Regions from separate parts of the Homo sapiens genome. Here region 2 is linked to region 1. Evidence: chromatin loops called from intact Hi-C (ENCODE). Cell type or tissue: PC-9. All regions are shown on one strand. Each heading gives the region's core, and the rest is flanking DNA. Links, peaks and the distances in the headings are about the cores only. Region 1 holds the start of DPAGT1 (dolichyl-phosphate N-acetylglucosaminephosphotransferase 1). Region 2 overlaps BCL9L (BCL9 like).

Evidence for each region. Hi-C counts contacts between places; a loop is a spot of excess contacts. Peaks named below come from ENCODE experiments on the same cell type or tissue, not always from the same donor. Only the 100,000 strongest peaks of a DNase experiment are listed, where the experiment ranks them.
Region 2: a loop joins it to region 1, with 5 times the contacts of the local background. A loop is called at or near these places in 5 of 110 quality-filtered maps.

What each region holds. Positions count from the first base shown.
Region 1 is chr11:119,097,288-119,102,656 of GRCh38, forward strand. It overlaps DPAGT1 (dolichyl-phosphate N-acetylglucosaminephosphotransferase 1), which reads right to left and starts at 4,566. Exons shown (of 9, transcript NM_001382.4): 1 at 4,208-4,566; 2 at 3,731-3,851; 3 at 3,343-3,556; 4 at 2,975-3,121; 5 at 1,116-1,200; 6 at 568-756; 7 at 177-264; 8 at 1-10. The coding sequence starts at 4,368. It also overlaps a transcript of C2CD2L not described here. RefSeq lists enhancers at 3,694-4,407, 4,219-5,369, 4,601-4,910, 5,122-5,369. In PC-9, for the core only: CTCF peaks have their summits at 3,154 (motif pointing left) and 3,355; DNase peaks (open chromatin) are centred at 3,144, 4,224, 4,614 and 4,994; H3K4me3 peaks cover 2,396 bases; H3K27ac peaks cover 1,451 bases.
Region 2 is chr11:118,904,160-118,909,528 of GRCh38, forward strand. BCL9L (BCL9 like) reads right to left here. Exons shown (of 10, transcript NM_001378213.1): 4 at 4,111-4,496; 5 at 3,324-3,443. Among named protein-coding and RNA genes, the nearest start is that of MIR4492, 3.9 kb to the right of the region's middle. RefSeq lists enhancers at 3,304-3,373, 5,102-5,369. In PC-9, for the core only: CTCF peaks have their summits at 3,040 (motif pointing right) and 3,239; a DNase peak (open chromatin) is centred at 3,052; H3K4me3 peaks cover 601 bases; H3K27ac peaks cover 1,640 bases.

The DNA.
Region 1 (5,369 bases), core at 206-5,205:
TCTCTGCCACCTGGAGGGACCAGAGGTGAAGAGAACCTCAGCTAATACCTATGCTTTAGGAATGTGGATCTATTTAATGCTTTCAAGTTCCCCTTGGATCTGATGTAGGACTAGGTTCCCCATTCCTCAAGGTCAGGATGGCAGCCTAGGGCCTTACCTCCTTGTTACCCTGTTACCTTTAAAATAAAGGTGCCCAAGAAAGAGAGGCTCTTGGTCTTGAACTTGGAATAGCTCATCTCCAGTTTGCCTGTCTTGATATTGAGTCTGCGGGGGGAAGATAGCTTCATGTGACTGGGCCACTATTTGAACCCTCCTCCCTGTGGCTAATAGGAAGAGCATTGAATGTGGAGTCAACCTGAGATCTATTTCTGGCTCTGCTGCTTACTGTTATCAGAACCACTGTAGCAGATTATGCAAATAAATGTGCTTTGTAAGTTATAAAGGGCTACTCACATGGAAATAGCCCTTCTTTGGGCCCACTCCCTTTGCACAGCAAATGTATAGGCTGGCATTAGATATCCCAAGTGAAAAGGCTATGATGTCCATTTCAAGCCAAAAAGCGGCTACCTGGGTATGCGGTGGCGAGGGCAGGGGATGATATGCAGGAGCTGAGGCAGTGAGTAGAGGAAGTTGAACACCTGGGGCATGAAGAATAGTAGCATGGTCTTGCTGAAGTGTCCCAAGATGCCCACCACGGCAAAGGTCATGCCAGCAAAGTAACAGAAGGTATCTCCCACAAACACCCGTGATGGGTACCTGTGTGGGGGAAGAGGATCCGAGCCAGTGGCAAGAGGCATTACCAATCCCTTCTCTCACATCACACCCTATGGGCACTGGACTAGCCCTGACCCTAGTTCTGACTCAGAGGAGACTCCAGTTGTGCAGCAACTCTGCAGGATCCAAGGCCCTGAATTCATCTATTCCTGGGGCCTCCACGCACTCATCCCTAACTACTACTGGGTAGAGAGAAATTTCAGAATACGACCAACTGAAGACGCAGAAAACTCCATAGAGGTATGCGCAGGTTTAGCTTCACCACCACAAGGTGGGTTATGATAAGGGCCATCTTTGCCATGTGTTCAGGTAGTTGTCCCCTTATCCACAGGCCTACTTACCAGTTGTGGTAGAGCAATCCCAAAGTGGTGAAAAAAAAGGGTATCATGAAGTAGAGGGAAAAGACATGATCATCCCGACAATCACCTTTGGAAGCAAGGAAGAAAGAAGGAAAAGTTAATACCCACTTCCTCTGCAAACCTTGGTCCTATTTTTGTCTAAGTTCTGTTTACAGCTGTTATCATCCACCTCACCCAAGTCACTTTTAAGAACTCAATACTCCTTTTATGTCACCCAAGGCAATTCCCAATATTCCACCTCTTTCGTGCAGCCTTCCAAACTAGTTACTATCTTAAATTTGGTTTAGCCCATTCTGATGTAAGTTTGGATACCAACTTTACTTCTTAGCTTTGTGACCTTGATCTTGATCATGACACATTTAACTTCTCTAAGCCTGTTTTCTCATCTGTAAAACAGGGCTGATTATAACATCTGCCACATAAAACCATTACAAGATTTAAATAAGATAGTGTTTAAAAAGTACTTAGCTTTAATAAACACTTGTTGATGTTCATCAGCCAAAGACCATCAGAAACACATCTATAGTTCAAAGCTAGGTTTAATGACTTGTTGTAAAAAGGGAGACTTCAGAAACCACACACCATTGGGAACCACGGAATGTCTCAGTAAGAGGGTGTTAGGAGGGGCTTGTAGTAGCGTTTGTTTTGGGTATTTTGGGAGAGGGTGAAAGAAAGTAGTTTTGCTCTGGACTGGGTGCTGTTAGAAAGCAGGAGTAATTCATGGCCGGGTGCGGTGACTCACGCCTGTAATCCCAGCACTTTGGGAGGCTGAAGCAGGCAGATCACCTGAGGTCAGGAGTTCGAGACCAGCCTGACCAACATGGAGAAACCCCGTCTCTACTAGAAATACAAAATTAGCTGGGCGTGGTGGCACATGCCTGTAATCCCAGCTACTAGGGAGGCTGAGGCAGGAGAATCGCTTGAACCTGGGAGGCGGAGGTTGCGGTGAGCCGAGATCGCACCATTGTACTCCAGCCTGGGCAAGAACAAAACTCCGTCTCAAAAAAAAAAAAAAAAAAAGAAAAGAAAAGAAAGCAAGAGTAATTCTATGATCAAGCATTTTAATGTTTATTTAAGAAATGGTAGGAACTGGCTGGGCACAGTGGCTCAAGAGTGTAATCCCAGCACTTTGGGAGGCCTGGCAGATCACTTGAGCCCAGGAGTTCAAGACCAGCCTAGGCAACATGGTGAAACCCTGTCTCTACAAAAAATACAAAAATTTGCCAGGTGTGGTGGCACATGCCTGTAGCCCCAGCTACTTGGGAGGCTGGGGCAGGAGGATCGTTTGAGTCAGAGGATGCAGTGAGCTAAGATCGCGCCACTGCTCTCCAGCCTGCATGACAGAGGGAGACCCTGTCTCAAAAAAAAAAAAAAAAAAAAAAAAAAGAAGTGGTAGGAACTGAGTTGTTATTGGAGAGCAGCAGCAGTCGCTCATGTTAGCCGAGAGAGGGGATCTTGGCCATTTTGTGGGTTGCTCAGTGTTCTTGTGGTTTTGCCTGTGCTCAAACATGATTACAGAGGGAGGGGTCTAGTTTTAGTCTTGCTCCATCACGGTCACAGAATGACCCTGTGTAACGTTGGGGTTCTGTGAAACTGTTTATATTCAATGGGAGAAGATCATGGCCTAGCTATTAGTGCCAATCCAGCTATAAATGACAGGGCTACTATTTTTCTTTCTCACTTTTAATAAATCTGCATTGTTATTTGCAAAGTAAGTAGCTTCCCTTATCTTCTATAATTACTATGCATATTGCTTTTTTCCCCTGAATTTCCCAAAGTCATATATCAGGCCACACCTTTAACACTCAGACTTCTCTCTCCCCACCCCCAATCCCACCTACCTTCCAACTCTACCAGGTTGAAGACAATGATGGAAGCAGAAATGACTAGTGACTGGCCAGCCTCTAGGCCGTTAATTCCTGCTAGGATATTGATGGCATTGGTACAGAACACTGCCAGCAGCCCCATGTAGACATAGTACAGGATTCCTGCGGGGAGAGATGGTAGGAAAAGAAGTAGTGCCACCTAGGGGAGGAGGATTTAAGAATTTTTAGAAAAGTGGTGAGGACGGACGATAGGATGAAGGGCTACCAGAAAGGATCTGGGAAGACACAGAGACAAAAAAGGAACACTTGGAGGAGAATGTGGAGCACCAGGAAGGGTTCCCTGAAGTAGGTGCCATAGGGGCAGCAGTGGTAGGACTACCTACCCAAGTCCAGATGCAGGCCAAGTATCGGGCGGAAGGGCTTGGGCACCACAATGGTCGTGTTGCCAAAGTTGGTGAAATAGACCATGAGGAGAGGTAGTGAGGCAGCTGTAGGTAGCAGCAGCTTATGGCGCCAGCGCAGATTCAGTACATCATCCGCAAAGCCCAGGAAGATCATGCAGCAGATGGCAAGGAGGGCACCTATCAGGGCCACAAACTGGGGGAGGCTCGGGCAGGTCCATGACTCAAGCCTGCTCCCATTCCACCTTTTAAGAATTCCTGTCTTTTCTGATAATTTCTTAGCCCCTCCCCACAAGCCCAAATAACCCCAGTTCTCTCAGGTACCTCCCAGGTCCCAGCCACAGGCAATCACCCCCACGAACCCACTTACTTCATGGTGGGGGAATGCCTTACACTGCTCCTTCACAAAGCAGTTCAGGAAGGGGAAAGGGATGAAGCAGAAGAGGATGATAAGGAAAACAGCACCGCTGATCACTCCCTGGGATTCTGGGCTGTGGCCCAGCAGCAAGGGGGCGAGGGGGAAGAGGAAAGGGGGCGTGGTCACTCACTAGTGCAGGTGTTACAGTAACCCAAAGTGGTCTTCTCATTCCCGGTTTTTTATTCTGGTAAGTGGTGAGGGGGGCGGAGGGAGGAAAGCACCACTGCCAGAGTCCCAGATATACCCAAGGGTCCCTACCCATCCTTTCCCCAATGCGAGTAAGTTCTGCTCATCACCTCTCCGAGTTCCAGGCTGCCTGGGTTAGTTCTGAGTCTTCACGTGTGGTCAAGCACCCCGGTTCCCGCCCCTGCCCTAGCCACTCCTTCCTTAGCCCTTGCCCCCTGCCCGGACCCGTGTGCCGCTGCTCACATCTGCTGTCGGCTGGTTTTGTTGAGGTCCTGACCACAGAGGCGCGCAGCAATGAAGTGGCCCCGGAAGGCCGGGATGAGGGTGACTGTGGCCACAAATCCCAGCAGCGAGACGATCAAATTGATCAGCAGCGGCATGGGCAATTCCGAGAAGGCCCACATGGTGACCGGTCAGGGGCCCGGCTCCGCCGCCTCTTCAGGTAACGGGCAAGCTGAGCAGCAGTCCTGAGGCCTCAGCAGTATGGAGTGGCCGCTCCCCACAGGCAGGCTCTTCCCACACCAATCTGAGCAAAACCCAGCAACTCTGACTTGAGCCGCCGTCGGGACACCGGGGAACCTCTCTAAGGCAACCTATGTTCTGCCCCGCTGCACCCGCCTATCTACTGTTTCCGCCCGGATCTTGTTCGCTGAACAACCATTACTGCGGAAGGCGGCGGCCGCCATTTTTAATATGGGCATTAGAGGGTGGGGATGGAAGTGGAAGAGAAGTGTGATTCCAAATTTCATCCTATGTTCAAGAGTAGAATCACCGAGAGAGTACTGGAAACGCAATTAAAGAAAGGCAGCCAAGAACGGATACTTCCCTAACATTATGTTAAAGATGTACTACCCAGAGCGGAAATGCCAATTGCCCGGTTCCAAGATGAATGCCTCCTTGTACCACGTGTCTGACACCGCTCACATTCCGGTTCCACGTCAGTTTTAGCTCCGTCCGCCTCCATAGGTCAAGCTTAAAGGGCCCGTACCTCTCCCTTAATCTGGGATGCCTCCGGCTCCAGGAAGATGGCTATTGAAAGGCAGGGGGTGGGGAGGAGGGACGAGGGTGTGGAGACGCGCCTGTTTCTTGCAGGAAACCTGTTGCCAACATAGTCGGAAGCCAAGGTAAACACAACTCAGTTCCCGGAAACAAAGCTACGATTTGGAAGGATGGTGTAAATTCTAAAGCGTAGATCCTTGAAAAGCCCCTCCCACTCTGTTTTTCTTGTCCTCGATTCTGGTATTTTTTTCTCAGCATCCCACCCACCTTCTGCCCCAGCTGTAGCAGTTAGTTGCCCGGCAACCCAGCGCAGCACTTCACTGAGGGATTGGGAGTACCCTCAGGTCTTGGATTTAACTCGAGACTTCAGCTTGGCCGTGGATCACTGCATTGTACCTAGCTCCCA
Region 2 (5,369 bases), core at 226-5,225, 190 kb before region 1:
GCCGGGAGCGGTGTCTCACGCCTGTAATCCCAGCAGTTTGGGCGGTAGAGGCGGGCGGATCACCTGAGGTCATGAGTTCAAGACCAGCCTGGCCAACATGGTGAAACCCCGTCTCTACTAAAAATACAAAAATTAACTGGGCATGGTGGCGCATGGCTGTAATCCCGCTACTCAGGAGGCTGAGACATGAGAATTGCTTGAACTTAGGAGGTGGAAGTTGCAGTGAGCCGAGATCACACCATTGCACTCTAGCCAGGGCGACAGAGCGAGACTGTCTCAAAAAAATAAATAAATAAATAAAAATAAGAAAGAAAAAACAGTTAGAAAAAGCTGACATACTGGAAACACTCTCAAGACAGACCAGCTGCCCTCAGCACCAAGGGAAGTTTTGTTCCATGGTTAGACACTTGACTGTAAGTCTTAGCGTAGAAAAAAATCTACAACGGGTCTAGGTGAGTGGGTAGACCCATTCGCATGCCAAGAAAAGCAAGTCACAGTTCCTGGCCCGCAGACAGTAAGTACCAGCATTCTCAGTTAATGGGAGACAGATTGCCTGAAGTTGTCTCCATCCAGCCAGGGCAGTGACCACCTTCCCATGGGCCCAGTGTCAGGCTGCCCTCTTTGGAAAAAGTTTCTTCTGCACCTTCTTCTCTGATGGACCCACCCCAAAACGGCCCTGCTCTGGACCCTATCTATCCAATTTTACATAGAAGAGCAGAGCCAGAAATTTGCGGGGGAGCTTGAGAGCTGACCTCAATGTGTGAAGGCTGCTGAGTAGCTCTTGGATACGAGCTATGGGGAGACAGGCAGGGCTTAGTCCAACAAGGAACTTTCTAGTACAATAACAATGATAAAAGCTAACATGTTACATGTATAACCTCATTTACTCCTCATACCAACCCTATGAGATAAATAATACTTTTACAGATGAGGAAACTGAGGCCCTTTCCCAAATTTACAGAAATAACCTGGGTTGCAAACGAAGGCAGCCTGATGGCAGAACTAGTCCTGTCAATGTCTACGTTCTATCGCCCCTCCAGTAAGAACTCTTCAAGAATCTAAGGGCAGGCCGGGCACGGTGGCTTATGCCTGTAATCCTAACACTTTGGGAGGCCGAGGCGGGCGGATCACTTGAGGGCAGGAGTTCAAGACCAGCCTGGCCATAATGGTGAAACTCCATCTCTACTAAAAATACAAAAATTAGCCAGGCGTGGTGACGCATGCCTGTAATCCCAGCTACTTGGGAGGCTGAAGCAGGAGAATTACTTGAACCCAGGAGGTGGAGGTTGCAGTGAGCCGAGATTGTGCCACTGCACTCCAGCCTGGGCAACAGAGTGAGTGAGACTCTGTCTCAAAAAAAAAAAAAAAAAAAAAGAATCAGGCCGGGTGGCTCACGCCTGTAATCCCAGCACTTTGGGGGGCTGAGGCAGGTGTATCACCTGAGGTCAGGAGTTCAGGACCGGTCTGGCCAACATGCTAAAACTCCACCTCTGCTAAAAATACAAAAATTAGCCAGGCGTGGTGGCAGGTGCCTGTAATCCCAGCTACTCGGGAGGCTGAGGCAGGAAAATCGCTTGAACTCAGGAGGCAGAGGTTGCAGTAAGCCGAGTTCGTGCCATTGCACTCCAGCCTGGGCAACAAGAGTGAAACTCCGATTCAAAAATAAATAAATAAATAAATAAATAAAAGAATCTAAGGGTAGTACGACTAAAATAGTCGCCTTGAGTATGGGATGTTAGCAATTTCTACTTTGTATTTCCCTATGTTTGCCAGGCACAGTGGCTCACTCCTGTAATTCCAGCACTTTGGGAGGCCAAGGCATGAGGATCGCTTGAGACCAGGAGTTCAAGATCAGCCTGGGCAACATGGCAAGACTGTCTCTACAAAAATTAGCCAGGTGTGATACATGCCTGAGCCCCAGCTACTTGGGAGTCTGAGATGGGAGGATCACTTGAGCTCAGGAGTTTGAGGTTGCAGTGAGCTGTGATCACACCACTGCACTCCAGCCTGGGTGTCAGAGAGAGACCCTGTCTCTAAACAATAAATAAATAAAACTCACAAAGTTTCTACAATGGTGCAGTCTGATGTGACATAAGTGAACTGGAGGTGGTGGCTATGGGGGGAGGTGTCTGGTCTGGGAAGCAGTAAAGGCTTCTATCATCAAAGGGTTCAGCCAGAGGCTTGGCGACCACCAGGTTAGTCCCACGGGGGAGAGAGAACTGATACAGGATGGTCTGTGAGGTTCCAGCTAGCTGTAGAGGTTTGGTATTTGACCCTCTACACCCCTGTCACAGACATAGTCTGCTCACTCCATAACATTTGCTGACTCTCTCTCCTCCTCTGTAATTGGCATCATGATAACACTGACCTCACAGGGCTGTTGTAAGGATTAAATAAAACAGAGTAGCAAAGTAGCCAATGTACTCTTTTCTTTCTTCTTTCTATGGTCCCTGCCTTCAAGGAGTTCACAATTTAATAGTCTCTGGCTAGTTTCTTTTTCTTCTTTCTTTACTTCTTTCCTTTCTTTCTCTCTCTCTCTCTTTTTAGAGATGGGGTCTCCCTATGTTGGCCAGGCTGTTCTTGAACTCCTGGGCTCAAGCAATTCTCCGGTTTCAGCTCCCCAAATTCTGGGGATTACAGGTGACAGCCACCACACCCAGCCTCTCTGGCTAGTTTCTTATGTCTCTCTCCTCAAAAAGATGTAAACGTAAACTTTGAGGGAAAAAAAATATGTACAAGCTTCCCAGGGGCAGGGGTTACATCTGGCTCTCCCCCATCACTCATGGAAGGACAAGATATAGGCGAATCCATAAAAGAATCAGAGGAGGAGTGGGCATCCCTCCACACCCACTTCTTGTCCTGGTGACACACCCTGGGTACTTGCCAGGAGTCAATTAGAGGTTAGGGAAGGGCACTAGAGACACGGCCAAGTGGCAACTCACACCCAGGCTTAGCAGGGCTTTGCACAGCAGAGCCAACTGCCCGGCTCCCAGTGTCCCTGGACGCTTCACCGCCCTCCCTCCACTAACCAGTAGGTGGCAGCATAGGCCAGGAATTCACAGGTAGAGGTGCAGGTGACGTGACCAAGAAGGAGGCCACTCCACTCTGCCCCACCTAGGGTCCCTAGGGAGAGGGGGTCACTGAGCACCTGGAAGGCAGAGGCGAGGCAGTTGCAGTGTAGGGAGGGACAGAGTCTGAGAGGTAGGATGGGAGAGAAAAATCCAGGACTCCCAGTCCTCACTTCTTTCCCAGGCTCAGTCCTCTCAAGTCCATCCCCCAGGAACATCACGGGCTACAGCACCCTGGCATCGACAGGCACTCACTGTGGGTGGCCCCAATGGGCTTGTCGTCCTCCTCACTGTCCGGTCCAGAGCACCATTCGTCCCCACTGTACGGCTGCTTCCGCTCCAGCACACAGCGCCGCTTACTCCGCGGCGCCACCTCTGCCCAGGCAGGACGGAGGAAAGAGTGAGTGCCTAGAGGCCCCATTATTCTCCCACACCCAGGGTCCCTCCCAGATCCATTCTCTAAGATGCCCCACCCTAGAGGGCACTGCCCAGGCCATGGTGGGCACTTCGCCAGCCCGTGGCCCCCACCACGCCACCATTTGTTTCTGATTTCTCTCTATAGCCCCATGCCTGTCTCCCCTCCCCCCCAACACCAAGTACAGCATAATCCCCAACCACAACTGGTTCTAATTAGGGCTGGAGGGGAGGGGGAGCTGCTGCTACTCTTCCAGGCCCCAGTGCCTGCTCCCAAAGGGCTCCCACCAGCCGGGATACGGAGGCTCCTGGAAGTGTGTGGGTCTGGGGTCTGCTCCTCACTCCATGGCACCTCCCTCTCCCCTTCTGGAGCTCTGGTGGGAAAGCAGGAGGGGAAGGAGTCCAGAAGTCCGACCACTCTGTGTGGCCCCTCCATGGGTGGCATCATGGCCAACCCCAATCCCGAATGATCTGGTTGGTGGGTGTTGAAAGGTACCCATGCAGAAATACTGGAGAAGAACGTGGGATGAGGACTGGACAAGCAGGGAGCAGAGAGGTGATCTCCCAGAACATCTGAGCCTTGGACTATGGGAGATGCTAGGGTCTTAGGGATGAGGAAATGGGGTACCTTTGGCCTCTGAATCCAGGGATGGGGTCCCAGCCTCTCGCTGCTCTCCAGAGTCCACAGACACACTCCGGTCCCTCTTCACCTTGCCCTTGAGCGAGCTGAAAGGGGGCACCCCTGCCTGGGGGTTCTTCAGACTTGAGTTGCTAGGCGAGATCTGGTTGGCCTTGGCCCCATGGTTCCCCGCCCCCACGCCCTTCGAGCCCACGTTGCAGGTGGGTCCTTGGTTCACATTCTGGTGCTGAGATTGGGCCCCGCCATTCCCTGTCTTGCCATGATTGGTCAATTTATTTTCTGGGTGCATTGGCTTGGCTGGGGCAGGGGGGCAATGACCGCGGGGGGACAGCGGCGGGCTCCCTGGAGCTTCTCTCCTCCTGGGGTGGGGTAACCTGGGAGGAGGTGGGAGAAATGTGAAAAGTTAACCTTGCTAGGGGCTAGGCATGCCTGCAACTTAATTACCCCATCCTGCCTCCCCTAACAATGGGGGAGGGTGGGGGGAAGGGGTGGTATCTCAAGACCACCACCAGCTATTCTCTACCTCCCTCCATGGCTTCCTCAGACAAGGGCTGAAGCCCTCATCCACCTTGGGGAGTGGAGATGGGGAAACCCTCCACCCCCTAGCCTCCACAATTTGAATGGAAACCAGGGCCTAGAGTTGGCAGAATTCACCCACCTCAGCCCCAAAACACCCATCAGCCTGCAAGCTTCTGTGGCAACCCTGTCCTCTGTATCAGACTTAAGCATCCTCTCTTCTAAGATCTGCTGTCTTCAGACTCCTTCCAAGGTCTCAAACCTCAACTCCCATATGTCCCAACACCAGCAGAGAAGGGCCACAGGACCTGGGGTCACTGCACATGCCCGGGTCTCATTCCCCAGGGACAGTGGGAAAACGCACACCAGGGAGTGCTACCCACTGGTCCAGACAGCTGGAGGGGAAGGCCTGAGGAGGGGGGCTTGGCAGGCCAGGCCGGCAGGCAGAAGCAGGAGGAAAGGGGGAGGGGAGCGGTGTGTCAAGCAGATGGGGAGTGTAGCTTGAAGCCAAGGATTCCTGCAGCCTAGGCTGCGGGCCCTTTAAGCTCCAGCCCGCTCCCCCCGCCGCCTCCCCCTCCCCGGAGACCTATTAATAGCCGCTGGAAAGATCACATCACGGGAGAGGATATTTATCCCCCCTCATTCCACACCAGCTCAGATTTATTTCAGCTCTGCTGTCCTGCTGCTGCCGCCTGGCCCTGTCTGCCGGCTTCTCCGGGGAGGGGGGAGGG